Regions from separate parts of the Homo sapiens genome. Here region 2 is linked to region 1. Evidence: chromatin loops called from intact Hi-C (ENCODE). Cell type or tissue: heart right ventricle. All regions are shown on one strand.

Evidence for each region. A loop is a pair of places that touch in the nucleus more often than their neighbours do. Peaks named below come from ENCODE experiments on the same cell type or tissue, not always from the same donor. Only the 100,000 strongest peaks of a DNase experiment are listed, where the experiment ranks them.
Region 2: it touches region 1 in a loop (4-fold over the local background); 2 of 110 quality-filtered maps call a loop at or near these places.

What each region holds. Positions count from the first base shown.
Region 1 is chr17:9,134,308-9,142,307 of GRCh38, forward strand. The region is part of intron 2 of NTN1 (netrin 1); the gene reads left to right. Among named protein-coding and RNA genes, the nearest start is that of NTN1, 120 kb to the left of the region's middle. RefSeq lists an enhancer at 3,955-4,663. In heart right ventricle, no CTCF peak of the experiment used is centred here; a DNase peak (open chromatin) is centred at 4,222.
Region 2 is chr17:9,068,987-9,076,986 of GRCh38, forward strand. The region is part of intron 2 of NTN1 (netrin 1); the gene reads left to right. Among named protein-coding and RNA genes, the nearest start is that of NTN1, 51 kb to the left of the region's middle. In heart right ventricle, no CTCF peak of the experiment used is centred here; a DNase peak (open chromatin) is centred at 3,835; H3K27ac peaks cover 3,000 bases.

The DNA.
Region 1 (8,000 bases):
CCCCCAGATGACTGATTTCTTGCCAACCCCTCTTAGTGATAACTGGGTGCTCACCCTCTCTCCCCCCAGAGCACTCCCTCCGGTTTCTGTGCCCGGCTGGGGTTGCAGCTGCCTCTCTCTGGACCTCACTGGAAAATCAGGGATTGACTAGATTGGGAGCATGGTCCTTGTATATTAGAATCACCTGGAACTTTAACAGAACTACTCACGTCAGGGCCTCTCTCCACACTAATTAATCAGAGTCTCTGGGGTGGGGACCACACTTTTTAAAAAGCTTTCCAAGTAAGTCTAACATGCAGCCGGGGCAGAGAACCATGAGAATAGACAGTCTTTCTGCTCTGGGCGGCCCTGAGCTTTCAGGGGTTCCAAATGTTCAGGGCCCAGATGCTGGCTGCTCATTGCCCTGTGGGACCCTTCTAGGTGCGAAGTGAACATGCAGAGACAGTCAGTGCATCACAGAGCCCGCTGAGTTTAAGCCTCAGGCCTGGGGTCTTTCCATGGCTGTTGTTTTCTAGGTATTTGCAGACTGGAAATGAACCTACCAGGACTTCTCAATAAAGCGTCTTCCTCCTGCCCTGCTTTTGGTTCTGGGTCCTGAGAAAGGTGAGAAAGCTTATTCCAGAACTCAATAGTCTTGTTTGGGAGGCCTGTCCCTGAGTTCCAGACCCAGGGGGTGCTGCCTCCTGAATGGACACCCCCATTGTCATGCAGCTGACACCTCCAACCCCCATACCCAGACCAAATTCTCCGAGTGCTGTACCTGGACACGGGTGTCCCCATCCACACCGAGGGCCCGGTAAGGCACATTGTCCCCCAGCCCCTGATGCTCCCGGCCCATCCTCCCTTCTCTACCCCATTCCTTTGTCTTTGCTCACCTTGCCAGTTCTTCCCATCTCCTGTCTGGGCTGCCCTTTACTGGCTACAGGAGGGTCACTGTTCTGCTGGAAAGTGTCTGAGAGCAGCTGCCACCTGGGTCTGAATGTGTCCCCCAGACCCAACACCTCTTTGCACAGTCCTGAACCTGTGTCTGGCTCTTGCTTCCCCTGCAGCCATCCTGCCAACCAGACCACACTAACGTTGTTCTCATGCACGGCTTCCTCTGGCCTCTGAGCCTTTGGACGTCCTTCCCCCTATTCTCGGGTTGTCTCCTGTTCCCAGCAATAGTTCATTCGCCACTGTCGGGGTCAACCACTTAGTCCTCTTGACCATGAGACTCTCCTAAGTTCTGAATGCAGAGGATTGGCTGAGATCCACGCTTCTTGGAGCCCATTGGCTTCCCCTTGAATTGTCACGATGGCCCAGCACTGTTGGGTTCAGCTGGTGTGTGGAGCCTCTGCTTTTTCTGTAGAGACTGGACTCTTACTTCTTCTAAGCTGTTGTCTCATCTCCAGGTTGAGGTTCTAGGGCTCCCTGGAGTAGGCCTGGTGGGGCACTTGTCCTTAGAGCCCTTTCCTGGCAATCTGTTCTGGCTTCCAGCATTCCAGGGCATTGGAAGGGGCATTTAGGAGACCAGGGTTCTAGCCCTGAGTCCACCATTCACTCCCTGAGCTCCTCTTCACACATGTCGACTGAGCACAGCCCATACTCAGAGGGCAGCATGAACACTGCCACCCCAAACGTGTCTGTGTGCGCACGCTCACTCATACATGTGTGCACGTGCCTACTCAAACTCGACACCCATCCTCCTCACTCCCGCCTGGGAAGCTCTAAGCCCATTTCCTCGTGTCCCCCTGGTGCGATGACTCAGGCTGCTTTCTGGAATCTTCCTAGAGTCAGTCCCCACTCAGGGGAAACTGAGTCACAGCTTGACAAGAGTGGGCAGGAAATGCTCCAGCAACAGGCCAGCAGCTAGGGGCAGCAGAGCAAATGCTGCCCTGCACACCTCAGTCTTTACAAAACCAAACCAAACGGAGCCTAGCTTTACTTTATTCTGAAGTGGTTCAGAGTAGACGATAATAACACTGTTAAGAAAAGAGTATAGTGTGGCTGAGTGTGGTGGCTCACGCCTGTAATCCCAGCATTTTGGGAGGCCAAGGCAGGTGGATCACCTGAGGTCAGGAGTTCTAGACCAGCCTGGCCAACATGGTGAAACCCCGTCTCTACTAAAACAAATACAAAAATTAGCCAGGCATAGTGGCATGCGCCTGTAATCCTAGCTACTCAGGAGGCTGAGGGAGGAGAATTGCTTGAACCCGGGAGGCAGAGGCTGCAGTGAGCCAAGATTGCACCACTGCACTCCAGCCTGGGCAACAGAGCAAGACTCTGTCTCAAAAAGAAACAAACAAAAAAAGAAAAAAAAGAAAAAAGAGCATAGTGTAACAAACGCCTGTGTGCCAGCTCCTAGCTTTATCAGATTGTAACATGATACTTTCTCTGTGTGTGTGCGCTTCATCCTTTTATTATTTTTTTGAAGAAATTGGTCTTTATGAATTCCTCCTCCCTGCCCTAGCCTTGCAAGCTGGGAACACACACTGTGGAGAGGACCAGAGGTCAAGCCCTCACCTCTCCTCCTGCCACAATTTCAGGCTCTTCGCAGTCGGAGCCTGTTCAGACCTTTCCTTCCTCACTCCTGCCCAGCTCCTTCCTCGTGGCAGAAAGAGGGAAGGCCTTGACAGTCAGCCCCCATCACTTCAGCGCACAAAAAGGGGTGTGTGTGGATTGTTGAGAAAAATACAGAAGTTGACTCCTCTCTCAGGATTCCTGGTGGTGTTCTCAATTTTTCCTATGCCATTTTCTTGGCCTGGAATTTCATTTTCTCCCCTCCTCCACACACCCTGCTCCTATCTATGCTTTAAGACCTGGCTCAAATGACCCCTCCTCCATGAAGACCTCTCTGATGGCTGGCTTAGAAATAGTCTCTGCATTTCATCCTATGTTGTCAGTGCCTGGAATTTGAGTTTTGTTCATGCATCGTCTCCCACTCCTACCAGGCTGCAAACTCCCGGGGACTAGCGACCATGTCTCCTGTTTGTTCTGTATTCCCACCCCCACCCCATGCCAGTAATGATGCGAAGCTGGTGGGCAGTGACTGTCTGCTGAGCGAATATTTGATTCCTGAGGTGTCCCCAGTACCTAGAACAGAACTGGCATGGGGTGGACACTCAGTGAAGATTGTGGCGTGAATGAATGAACCAATGAACAGAGCACAGAGTGCCCTATCCGTGGAGGGGGGCATGTGTCTCTACCTGTAAGAGTTGACCGGCGGCCTGGCACAATGGCTCACGCCTGTAATCCCAGCACTTTGGGAGGCCAAGGTGGGTGGATCACCTGAGGTCAGGAGTTCGAGACCAGCCTGGCCAACATGGTGAAACCCTGTCTCTACTAAAAATACAAAAAATTAGCTGAGTGTGATGGCAGGCACCTGTAATCCCAGCTACTTGGGAGGCTGAGGCAGGAGAATCGCTTGAACCTGGGAGGTGGAGGTTTCAGTGAGCCGAGATCGCGCCACTGCACTCCAGTCTAGGTGACAGAGCAAGACTCCATCTCAAAAAAAAAAAAATAAAACTGTTGACGGGCATCTTGGGTACTTCCGGCATTTCCGGCCTTCCCGGCTGGACTTGGTGTTTTCCCTGTGCCTGATTTCAGGAATGAGGTGGATGTTTCGGGATGGCCAGGCCAGGGCCCACGTGCCTGCAGTGAGCTCAGGGCGGGCTCTATCAAAATCCCGCTGGTCCAGTCCTGAAGTGCAGTGGGCAACCAGATGTGCTCCACCTCCCTCCCCAGCCCAGCCTTCCCTGTCCCACCATGAGGTGAGAGCGGGCCTCTGAAGCCACAGGGCCTGCTGGTTTGCAAGAATCCCCGGCGTGTCTTTTTTCCAGTGAGTGACTTTTAAGTTGTCTTCAGAATGATTGCTCAACTTGAAAACCCCCTGGGCGGGTGTCTGGGGTGGTTTGGATCATTGCGCAGCATTTCATTCCTTTCCCCAAATTGCTCATTATTTCATTTGCATAAATTTTAGTGGTGAGATACCGCCCCAGGCCTAGGAAGCTCAAATAGACCTCATAATGGGGCATCAGAGACAAGTGGTGGGGGCCCCGTCTGGCCAGATCACGTGTCTGCGATGTTCTCAGGCTGTGTCCTGGCAGGAGCGGGCTTGGAAGGAGGACAACAATGTGCTACTTCCAGGGGGTAGGTGTCCTGCAGGGCTCGGTGGCTGGACCCCAGACGCTGCCTCTCCCTGACCTCAACCTGTCCCCCCACTCTCCGCACACTGTCACCAAGTGCCCTGCGTGGATGGGAGATGGAAGCCAGACAGAGCCTCATTCCCAGCTGGGCTCTGGCATCTCCTTGTCCATCAATCCGTCTGCACCTACTTATTGGGTGTGCTGACAGCCGCGTGCCGGGTACCGCGATGAGGCAGGGGTGGGGCAGACAGGGGAGTCAAAGACTGGAGGAGATAAGGCCAGGCAGCTGTGTTAGGTACCAGGGAGGGGCAGAGCTGTCAGGGCTGGGGAGTGGGGGATTGGTGAACCTGGGACCTGTGGGCTGAAAATGGGGGCTTGAAGAGAGTCTTGGTTGGTCAGGACCCCTCTAGGGCTGACCTTCCCACAAGGTGGCTCAGGGTCACCAGTCCCCTTGGTACTCTGGCTGCTGGGTGGTTGGGGCAGTGAGCAGATGCATCCAGGGCTCAAGTCCCCTCCGATATCCCTGAATGTGCTTTTCACCTAAGACCATTTTCCAGTGTGGCGTGTGGTGGAGGCTGGGAAGGCCATCCTGGGGCAAGTCTCTGGACACCATGGAGGAGGGGATTTAGCTAAAAGGTCTTCGGGGGACAGGGACTAAGTAGGCAAGGCCCAAGCATAGTCTTTCGTGGAGGGGCTCATGGGGGTGATGCCAGTCAGGGGATTGGGAAGGTTGTGGGGGCCTTGAATGCTGAGCTTAGGAATCGAGACATGTCCTTTAGGCTCTGTGGAGCTAGGGCAGCTTTCTGATCAGACAATAAATGAGGTGCTTTAGGCCTGTTGACCCGCTGTGGAGCAGGTACCGGAGGGCCAGGCCTGACGCCATGGGGGTGTAAAGTGGGCAGAATGAGGGCAGAGGGAGACCCTAACAGGAAGTCATACCTGGCACCTTCCCTCACCTTCATTGGCTCCTTCTGAGGCAATGCACCAAGCAAAACCATATTTCACTGAATCCTGGCATGGTCCAGGGACAGAGCTTGCTGGGACCCACAGGCTTCAGTTCCAAGAGAAGGAGTCCACGCTGCCCTCTCAGGCTCCAGTTTTCCAATGATTTCCTCATCATCTCCAGAAACTCAGTTAATATAATGCCTCTCAGTGTTTACTGAGAGCCTCCTGTGAGCCAAGCTTGCTTTTAAGTTCAGTGAGAGAATAGGAGAGAAAGAAGACATCACCCTCGTCCTCAGGGACTAACCATAACTATATGCAGTGCAATTTACATTAAACATTTTTGGGCTGTGACTCACAGTAAAAATGTATTTACCATTATGAATTATTATCTAGTACATCCATCTACCTACCTACCTACTCACTTATCCATCTACACCTATCCATCCTTCCATCATCTGTTCATCCATCCATTCATTCAGCCATCTATCCATCGATTCCTCCATCATTTATTCATTCATCCATTCATCCATCATCCATCCATTCATCCATCATCCATCCATCCATCTGTCCATCATCCATTCATTCATCCATCTATCCAAAATAAAAGTTCAATCAACCCTTACTCTGTGGTCCACTCTTATACTTTCAGTTTGCTTCTATTTTTTTTTTAATGCTGTCCACGATTCACTAAACTGGTCTCATGACCTGCTAATGAGTTGTTAGCTGCAGTTTAATAAGTGATGGCCACTCTGAAGAGTTGAAGCCAGCATACATACACTCCTTGTTAGATTGTCTAGGAGAGCTGTGTTCTCCTGAAAGACCGTCGGGTGGTGTGAGCTGTGTGTGCTCTGGGCCACCAGGAAAGGTGGAGGTCATTGTGAGGACTGTGGCGCAGAGCAGGAGCTCTGAAGTAAGAATGGTGTTACCTGCAGTGCAGTCTCTGCACCCCCTGCCCTGGTGCTGTGGCAGAACGGGTGCTTTGCCTCTGAAAACAACAGAAGGAAAGCACAGGCTGAACTCGTTGAAAAATAAAAACATAAACTTGAAATAAAAAAATGCATCTCTGAGCTGGCATTTGTTGAGTTCCCCAGAGTGAAAGCAGTGTTCATGGAGGTGAACAAGCACCAGAGCCAGATGTGTGTGTGCAGGTGTGGGTCAGACCCCTATGACAGTGAGCCCCTGTTTGACAGCTTGTGGGACTCAGGAGGCCAGAGGTAAAGGCAGGGCTTCCCCCATCCCCAGTGAAAAGTCCAACAGGAGTTGGCCACGCAAAATGTAAACCCTAAAGCACTGCACTCTCAATGTAAGGGCCAGTGAGAAATGAACCTGTCATGTAGGAGGGGAGAGTGAAGAGACCAGTGTGTTCTGACCTTTGTCCTGCACAGGAGGGAAAAGGTCGTCTCTCCCTAGAATTCATTACCACCGGCCAGCTCTCAGGCAGGCTGAAAACCCACATTTGTGACCCCTGTGCCAGTCTAAGATGATGGTGACTTGGACTAGGGAAAGAAGTAGCAAGATTTGGGAGAGAATTAAAAGTAAGAGCACTTGGTGATGGATTGATTAGGTAATGGGGTCAGGGGAGTGGGCGGTGACAGTGGTGACTGGATTTCCAGCTTGCACGTGTGGGTAGATGAAAGCATCATTTCCTGGAAGACAACTGGATTTGGGAGGGAATATCATGGCTTTGATCTTAGACACCATTAAGTTTGAAGTGCTTTTGAGCAATCTGAGATGTGGGGTGGGCGGTTGGATAGACACGTCAGAAGCTCAAAGAAGATGTGGGGACTAGAGATATATATTTGGGAGTCATTTCCCCCCGAGAAGACAGATCATTGAATTGGGGGAGATTACCAAGGGAGATAGCGAAGTAAGAGGAGAGAAGGCCCAAGTGCAGCTGGAAGAACGCCAGCTTTAATGAGGGGGGGGAGAAGGGCAAGCATGAAAGGGAGGCAGCCCTGGAGGAGGAAAACCAGGCATATGTGCTGCCAGGAAAGTCAAAGGAAGAGAGGGCTGTGGAAGAGATGCGGTGAACTCCGTCAAGCCTGCCGAGGGGCCTAGTGAGAGAGGTGGATCCAACATGAGTTGGATTTTGCAATATGGCAGACTTAGGTGGCCTTAGCGTGGGCGTCCTGGTGGGATAACAGGGCAAAGAAGATGCAGCAGAGTGGACGGAAAAGTGAGTGGGAGGCAGCACCATGGAAGCTGGGGAGAGACAGTACCTAGGGAGATGTGGGGTTGGAGGAGGGCTTGCAGAGAGGGGAGCAGTCTGAGCATGTTAACTAGGATAGGAGTTGGGATGAAAGGGGACAAGAGGAAGAGGCTGTGTGTGTGAGAGAGAAGGGAAAGGTGACGGTTTATGTTTCCTGAAGAGGCAAGAGGGAGTCGGATCCAAAACACAGTTGGGGCTGGGCACAGTGGCTCATGCTTGTAATCCCAGCACTTTGGGAAGCTGAGGCGGGTGGATCACTTGAGGTCAGGAGTTGGAGATCAGCCTGGCCAACATGGTGAAACCCTGTCTCTACTAAAACTACAAAAATTAGCTGGGCGTACTCAGGAGTTCGAGACCAGCCTGGCCAACTTGGTGAAACCCTGTCTCTACTAAAAATACAAAAAATTAGCAGGCGCCTGTAATCCCAGCTACTCAGGAGGCTGAGGCAGGAGAATCGCATGAACCCGGGAGGCGGAGCTTGCAGTGAGCCGAGATCGTGCCACTGCACTCCAGGCTGGGCGACAGAGCGAGACTCCATCTCAAAAAAAGTAAAATTAGCTGGGCATGGTGGCGGGCCCCTGTAATCCCAGCTACTCGAGAGGCTGAGGTGGGAGAATCACTTGAACCTGGGAGGCGGAGGTTGCAGTGAGTTGAGATCGTGCCATTGCACTCCAGCCTGGACAATAGAATAAGATTTCATCTCAAAAAGAAAAAAAAAAAAA
Region 2 (8,000 bases), 65 kb before region 1:
CACTCAGCATGCATCCACCCCTCCATGAGTACAGGAATCAGCTCATCTGCTCTTCAAAGTATGGAGCTGAATTTTCCTATCCTTGCAAATAGCCTCTTGCCTCCTAGCCTGGCTTCCTCCACCGTTCATCAAGACTTCAGTACCAGGAGCACTGTATTGATGAATTTCACAATCCCGTGGGGATAAAAGCTGCTAAAACACTTTTCCCAACTGCTAAATTGGAACCTTTTAGACACCGAGATCTCACTTCCCCTCCTAGGAATTTTCCTATTAAAACATTTTAAAGGTCTATTCAACTAGTTTATAGCTATGGGAATTAAAAAAAAAAGAATGGAAATTAAGTTCTAGGGACATGTCTTTTTGGTCTTCTTTAAGAATCAGTCTAATTTCCACTTCATTGGCTTTTTGTTATTTCAAAGCAGAAGAATGAACATTTTCTCATTTCGTATTTCGTAATGAGGAAACCTTAGCAGAACCTGTATATAAACTATTTTGGTTTGACTATGGATTAATCACTTTCACTGCGTTAAAAACAAAATAATGAAGCCAAGGAGGTTATTTCCTTTTCAAGAGGAGGTTGAATTTTCTGAGCAGCTTTCTCCCTCAAACTTCTCAGAGTCTTCACCTTGGAGGCCTCGCCCTGCCTGCTTCTTGGGACTCTGCTTCTTGTCACCAACTGGGATTTGGGGACAGAAGGACCAGTAGGTGGGAGCACCTCAAAGTAAGGAGTGTGAAGTGCCTGAGGACAAGGTGGCAGGGGCTTCCAGTTCCTCCTTAGGATAAGGCTAGTGAGGTTGACCCCGCATTAACAACACATTTAAAGGTTTCATCTCCTATTTGTGATCTTGATGTATTCTACCTTTGCCCACTTGGTGAGGGTACCAAGACCCCGTGTCACAGCACAGGCCAAATGAACCACCTGTGGCTCATCCTCCTGGGAAGAGTTTGGTGGGTAACCCAGATACCAGTGGGTAGCCTTCGGGAGAAAAGGGTGAGCTAGTCTGGTAATGTTCCCCAGCACGTGGCTGGGGATGGTCCTGGCTGGAGCACATACCCGCCTTCTTCTTCGTAGGTTGTGTAGACTAGTGGACTAAGAGGTTGGACCCTGTACCACACTGAGTGGGTTCAAACTCTAGTTCTACCACATATCAACTCTGTGACCTTGGGCAAATGTCTTAGGTGCACTGTGACTCAGTTTCTCTTTCTGTCTATTATTATTGCCCTCTTCGTGTGATTGTTGTTAAATGAGTTAATTCAGGGGCTTAGAACAGTGTTTGGTTCAAAGCAAGTGCTCAGTAAATGTCAGCCATGAGCCTTCCGGGTGGATCTCACTTCAGCCACTGGTTAGGACAACTCAGAAAATGTCATGCGTGCTTCTTTCTCCCGAGAAAGGAAATTGTTTTACTCTTGTCCAAACTGTCTTCACTATTTAGAGGTCATAGAGGAACAAGAAGTGACTGAGAGCAGTCATGGCTCTTTGAGCCTAAACCCCCGAGACTTTGGAAAAGTGAAGTGTGATGAAAAGATGGAATTAGGACCTTAGTCTCCTGCCCTACTTGTCGGGTGCTGTTGCCACTCATCTAAGCTGCCACTGGTTTGGAGCTCACATTTTTATTTTTTTTGAGACAAAGTCTCATTCTTGTCTGCCAGGCTGGAGTGCAATGTTGCGATCTCTGCTCACTGCAACCTCCGCCTCCCGGGTTCAAATGATTCTCCTGCCTCAGCCTCCTGAGTAGCTGGGATTACAGGCACCTGCCACCATGCCAGGCTAATTTTTGTATTTTTAGTAGAGATGGGGTTTCACCATGTTGGCCAGGCTGGTCTCGAATTCCTGACCTCAGGTGATCTGCCCGCCTCCGCCTCCCAAAGTGCTGGGATTACAGGCATGAGCCACCGCACCCGGTCCTGGAGCTCACTTTTAAGCTACATGTGCTTTGTGGAGCAAAGTCATCATTTGGTAGGGGCTGGACCCATAGTTCGGTCTTCCCAAGACTTTTGGGGACTGTTTCAGACCATTCCCATGCTGCGTGTCCGCCACGTTGCTTCCACAGAGCCTCTCTGTGGTCCATGGCTCTTCCCATTGCCCGCAGACCTCACTTCCTCCAACTTCTTGGAACTTTCCAGATTGAGAGAATAACCACAAACCACTGAGGCCGGAGCACTGAAGAGTCCAGCTCTTTTTCACCTCTGTCAGCGGTCATGAGGGAGCCTGCTCTCTGTGGGGACAGATCTATTTTTGGTGTAACACGGATCGTGTGAACACTGATAACCTCAGACAGAGTGATTTTCTTCCATGTTTCTCAAGCATTTAAAGGGAAGCCTCTGGAACCACCGTGTTAAGCTCCTGACACGGTCCACAGCTTGCTCTAAGCCTGTTTTGATCACTTTTCTAATACAATGATATCGTTTCACATTCTCAGTAATTAGACTCTGTAATCCCTCCATTCTACTCTGTGTGACCTTTATCTTAAATGACATTTTTAAAATATGAAGTTTAAAAATTAAAAAAAAAAACCATAAAACAATGTTTGCAAAAAATGTACTAAAATGAATTATAGTTTCTAAGCCCTAGGCTGTCATGCCTGGTGGAAGCCAAAGGACTTGGCTCAGACCCACCCCTGGGGCCAGTCCTACAGCTGCAGGTAAGTTATGCCCACCTGCCTGCCCATGGGCGGGAGACCCTGCCCGCATGCCCTTTCGCCAGCAGCATCAAATGGAGGCTGGGGGTGATGAGCTTGTCAAGTGGTGGCCGATGACACTTGTATTGTTTTCCCTACACCTTGGAAAGTGACTCAAATGGCAAACATATGTCTCCAAAGTCATGCCCAGGGTTTCTTTCCCTCCAGAATTCCTAAAGACACTCTGAGTCCCAGCTTGCAGTATGAATGGAGGCTGGGGTCTGACCAGGTGATGGGGGTGTGAGAAGTTGCCTTATATGGTGGCCCCTACATTTCACAGCCCCTGGCAGATGCTGCAGTTTCCACATCCCTGGGGAGGGGTGAGAGATGCTGTAGATGCCTTTGTGGGATCTGAGCACACACGCAGCCCCGAGAGTCGGGAGGGAAGCCGGGGCTGGGAGTAGGATCTCTGCCCTTTGCACAGCTGAGGTCTGGCAAGATGCTTCTCGGGCAGGAACCCCAAGGGGAGCACTTTCTCCACGTGATCCATCATTTCCTGGGGGTCTTCATGAGTCCTTAGCCCCAGCTTTCCAGCTTCACACCAGCCCCCTCCCGGGTGGCCCTGGAGCCTGGGTTATTTGCTGTTTTTTTTTTTTTTTTTCAAGCGGGCACCACACCCGTGGACTGTCTGCCAAGAAGGACCATTGTTCGTGAGAATTCCTCCCTGGCTCCAGCTAACCCTTAGATGCACTATTCTGATTTTGTGGGCTTGAATTCTTATTTTCTTAAGCCTCACTTCTACCCCTACCCCCCAACTTATTCTTGCCTTCTCTCAACCCGGCCTTCTCATCAAACCTCATTTTGTTGCCCAAAAAGCTTTGAGAGGTGGGCGGGGATGTGGAGGTGAAGCCCTTCAGGAAAATTGAAGGTGGCTGTTTGACCTGGTCTCCGGAGTAGCTTTGCGTGCCCGCCTCGGAGAGGAGGCAGGGAGGCCCCCTGCATTCTGGGAGAGGAGGCTGTCGGGTAACCTAAGTTGGGGAATGCAGCGGTGATGGGAAGTGAGTGGGAGGCAGGGGTGGGAATAAGCGGGAGGAGAAGATAGGCTAAAGAATGAAAAGCAATATCTCTCCCCCCAGAATTGAGTTGATTAACCTGTAGAAAGGGAGGCCCTGCCAAGCCCAACTTCCTTGTTTCCAGAAACCTTGGCACGGAGGCCCCGTTTCTGGCAGAGGCCTCTCCTAGTCGGGGAACCAGCAAAGCAGCTGCTGTGATTTTCTTTTTCCTCTCATTTCTGGCAATCCGGAATGGGACTGTTTACTTTTTTCTTCCTCTTTCCTTCCCCACCCTCCTGTAGCAGGGAGTTGGTTCTGGTTAATGTTGAAGATCATAACATGATTACCCCAAAGTCTCCTGAAATTAAATCACTTTTCTTCAAAGAGAAAGGGGTGGGGGGACCGTCTGGCTGGTAGGCCAGCGAGGACGAGCGGATATTGAAAGCAGCCTGGCAGCTGTGATTCACTTTGCACAGCGGAGGCCCGGCAAGGCCCAAGCAGCCATGCACAGGGGCCGCATTTGCAAACAGTGGCTGGGAGGAGTCGCGTATCCCACCTGGGCCCCAGACACCTGTCTCCTGAGCGCCGAGACTTGGGGGTGGAAGGTGGGAATCAAAGCCGCGGGTGAAGGTGGGTGCAAGGTGATTCAGAGAGTTGAACCTGAACATGAGTCATCTGGGAAGAAACTGAACTTATCAAACAAGTCCCCACGAGAGTTCTCCATCACCTCCCACCCTGGGAGTTCATTGAGTCAGGGCACAAATTTCAGGGCAACTTTGCCACCAGAATAGCCTGGGATGGAAATCCGTCTTCAAAGCCTAACTTCAGTGGTAGCTGGAGGGATGTTTGTTTGTGTCTTTCCTTGTGCTGGGTCTTCCTGAACTCATTTGATTTTAGAGGTTGAGAGGACCATAGAGATCCTCCAGCATCTGCCCTCCCGCCGAGTGCAGGAGTCTCCTGTATACTTGACCCCAGCAAATAATGCTCAGCCTCTGCTTCCTTCCCTCCAGGGCAAACATTTGCCCTCTTACAAGGTCAGTTTTTGAAGAGAGAATATGGGAATTGCACCTGTTGATCCAGGTTGTGCGTTCCAGAGACTTGGAGATCCATGGTCCCACTTGGTGGGTGCCTGGCTCGGAAAATGACACAAAGTGAATGTGGTATTCTCTTCGTCATGGGCAGCCTGTTGGGGATTCTTGGCCCTCTTTCGCGCAGTGAGTTCAGCACTCCCTCTTTGTGGCTGTTTTCCTGGGCTGTTTCCTACCGTTTTTCATTCAAGGGAATCAGAGGAGTGGGAAACCATGTGGAAGCAGGATCTGGAAGATGCTCGATTCTTGTTGCTGGTGTCCCGGTACCTTGAGCTCTTTGTTTGGGGCCAGTGACCAGCCTGGGAGGCCCAGGAATCAGTGGCTATGTTGAGTGAAGACTTTAGGGGATTGGTCTTTTGGCGCCAAGAGGGCACCAGTTAGGCAGCAGAGGGACCATTTGAGAGAAGGCAGTGGTGCCGGCTCTCGCGAACCAGTGCGGGAGGGAAGCCTGACAGGGGCGAGGTGGCTTCCTGCAAGACGGCGTGTAAGCTCAGCAACTGCATTTTTCTGAGGAATTAGGGATGGGACGCGGCCAGCCCGCTCTGGTTGGAGCTTGGTGCTGTGACTCATTCTCATCAAGGGTCACTGAGCGTCTCTCTGCGCGTGGCCTTGGGCTGAACTCCTCACCTGGCCAGCCTTCTCGAAAATGTGTGTCATTCCTTGTGAGGCAGAGCCATGGAGCGGGTGAGTGAGTGTGCAAATCAGTGGAAATTCATCTGCACCACTGGAAAAACAACTCCAAGTTCATGACTTGTTGGCTTCAGAGGCGTGACTGTGAAGAATGGAGCTGACATTTTTGTTTTTCACTCAACACGCCCAAGTAGACAGATCCAGATGACTCTCCTGTCCACTTTAGGAGCCACCTGGGGAGGTGAAACACTTCTTCCACTGGCCTGGAGGGCCCTTTTACCAGCCCCGTGGGGAAGTCAGTCTTGTTACTTTACGGCCTCAGTTTTTATCCAAAGACAACATCACCTAGGCATGATCACTGAGCCTGTTCACCAGATTTGACACCCAAGGGTTGAGGCTGGATGCAAAAGTCCTATGCAGGTCCAGGGGCTGAGGAGCTGCCACTATCTGGGAAATTCAGGAGTCCCCAAGGGCAATTCTCAAAGGCAAGTCTCAGGAATGTGTTGGGCCCATTGGAATACTGTTGGAATAAGTGAGCCGTCCTCACTCTGCGTTTCCCAACACACACGGGTCTTACCCAACGGGATGTGTGCATGTGAGTGTGGATGTGGAATATGCTAGCTTGTTAGAAAGTCAGCCTCAACATGTTGTGGTCGGGCCTAGTTGGTTTGTTTACCAAGTCTCTTTGAGAGGCACAGTGAGTAACAGCAGGGTCTCTGGAGCCAGGCTACCAGAGTTCAAATCCCAGGCCCACCACTTAGAGATGGGATAGTCTTGGTCAAATGACCTCCTCTCCCGGTTCTTCCATCTATAAAATGGGGTTCAGCTGGGCACGGTGGCTCACGCCTGTAATCCCAGCACTTTGGGAGGCCGAGGCGGGTGGAATACTTGAGCCCAGGAGTTCGAGACTAGCCTGGCCAACATGGTGAAACCCTGTCTCTAGTAAAAATACAAAAAATTAGCTGGGCATGGCGGTGGGCACCTGTAATCCCAGCTACTCAGGAGGCTGAGGCAGGAGAATCGCTTGAACCTGGAAGGTGGAGGTTGTAGTGAGCCAAGATCACGCCACTGCACTCCAGCTGGGTGACAGAGGGAGACTCCATCTCAAACAAAAACAAAAACAAAACAAACAAACAAAAAATAAATAAAAAAAACTTAAATAAAACGGGGCTCTATGAGAGTCCCATCTGGTTGGTATTAGGATGAGTTGGCCTTGGTGTGTCACAGGAATGAAAGGGGACGGCCTGTCAGCCTCTCCAAGCTCATCGTCATTGCCCCTCCTAGCTTCTTTGGGAGGGGGAAGCTTTGAGACCCTCAGGGACTTCAGTCCTATGGCCTCAGACTAGGGATGTGTGTGTGGCTCTGCAGCCCCCGGAGGTGTGGCCTTGTGCCAGTCCCAGCGCTGCAGGGAAGAGGCAGGACAGAAGTGAGGGGAAGACATGTTTCCCCAGGGGGAAAATACCCCGCCTGGAATGGGTCAGTGGTTGGCAAACTTTCATTTAGCTGACAGAATCCTCCATGGAATCTAATGAGATAGAGCAGAAGAAAGCAGAGTTGCCTGGGTTGACGTTAGGGAGGCCCCATGGGCTGGCCCACCCCTCAACCCCAGGTTCACCCTTGAGGTGAGGCCACTGAATCCTGGGGCTCCTTGAGGTCATTTTTAAAAACTGCTGGTCAGAGAGAGGAGGTGATTCCCCATGGTCCCTCAGCTGACTGTGCTCATGAGAGCTGATTTGAGAACCTGACCCCTGTGGAAGACGCACAACCCTACTGTGTGCCCTTTAAGCCTCATGACAGCCACTACCTTTGTTAACATGAGGGAGGCCCAATGTCCAAGTGCAGTGGAATCCACCCAGGTGGGGAGGGTCTGCAGAGTCCTCCATCCTCCATCCACACCAGCCTGCACACTGACCACAGCTGGGAATTTCTTAAAGGCAGAGGGATGGGAATGCCTGGACATGTCCCCTTTAGGTTCTCTATTTGTTTTATTTTATTTCTATTTTTAAGTTTTTTTGTTAGAGACGGTCTCACCCTGTCATCCAGGCTGGAGTGCAGTGGTGCAATCATAGCTCACTACAGCTGTGAGCTCCTGGGGTCAAGCAATCCTCCCACCTCAGCATCCCGAGTAGCTGGGACCACAGGCACACACCAGCATGCTCAGTGAATTTTTCAAATTTTTTTGTGGAGATAGGGGTCTCTCTATGTTGCTCAGGCTGGACTTGAACTCCTGGGCTCAAGTGATCTTCTCACCTCAGTCTCCCAAAGTGCTGGGATTATAGGCATGAGCCATTGCGCCCGGCCTAGGTTCCCTACTTTAGATTAGCTCACAGTTTCTCAGCCTTCAGCATGTCTAACAATTAGAATTCAACATGAATACATAAAACCACACACTTTGCATAATTATTGATTTAAGTGACTTTCCAGGGTATTTTGACAGTCAGTTATTTTTAACTCCTGTGTGACTTTATCAACCACATGCCTCCACCCAGGATGGGGTGTCCCTGAGGACTCAGCCCCTGCCTCCTGGCTCCACACTGTCAGAGGTGTCTTCTTGCTAGACGGGTTCCCCTGCAGTTATTCTAGGAAGCCCAGTGTAGACCCAGCTGCTGCCT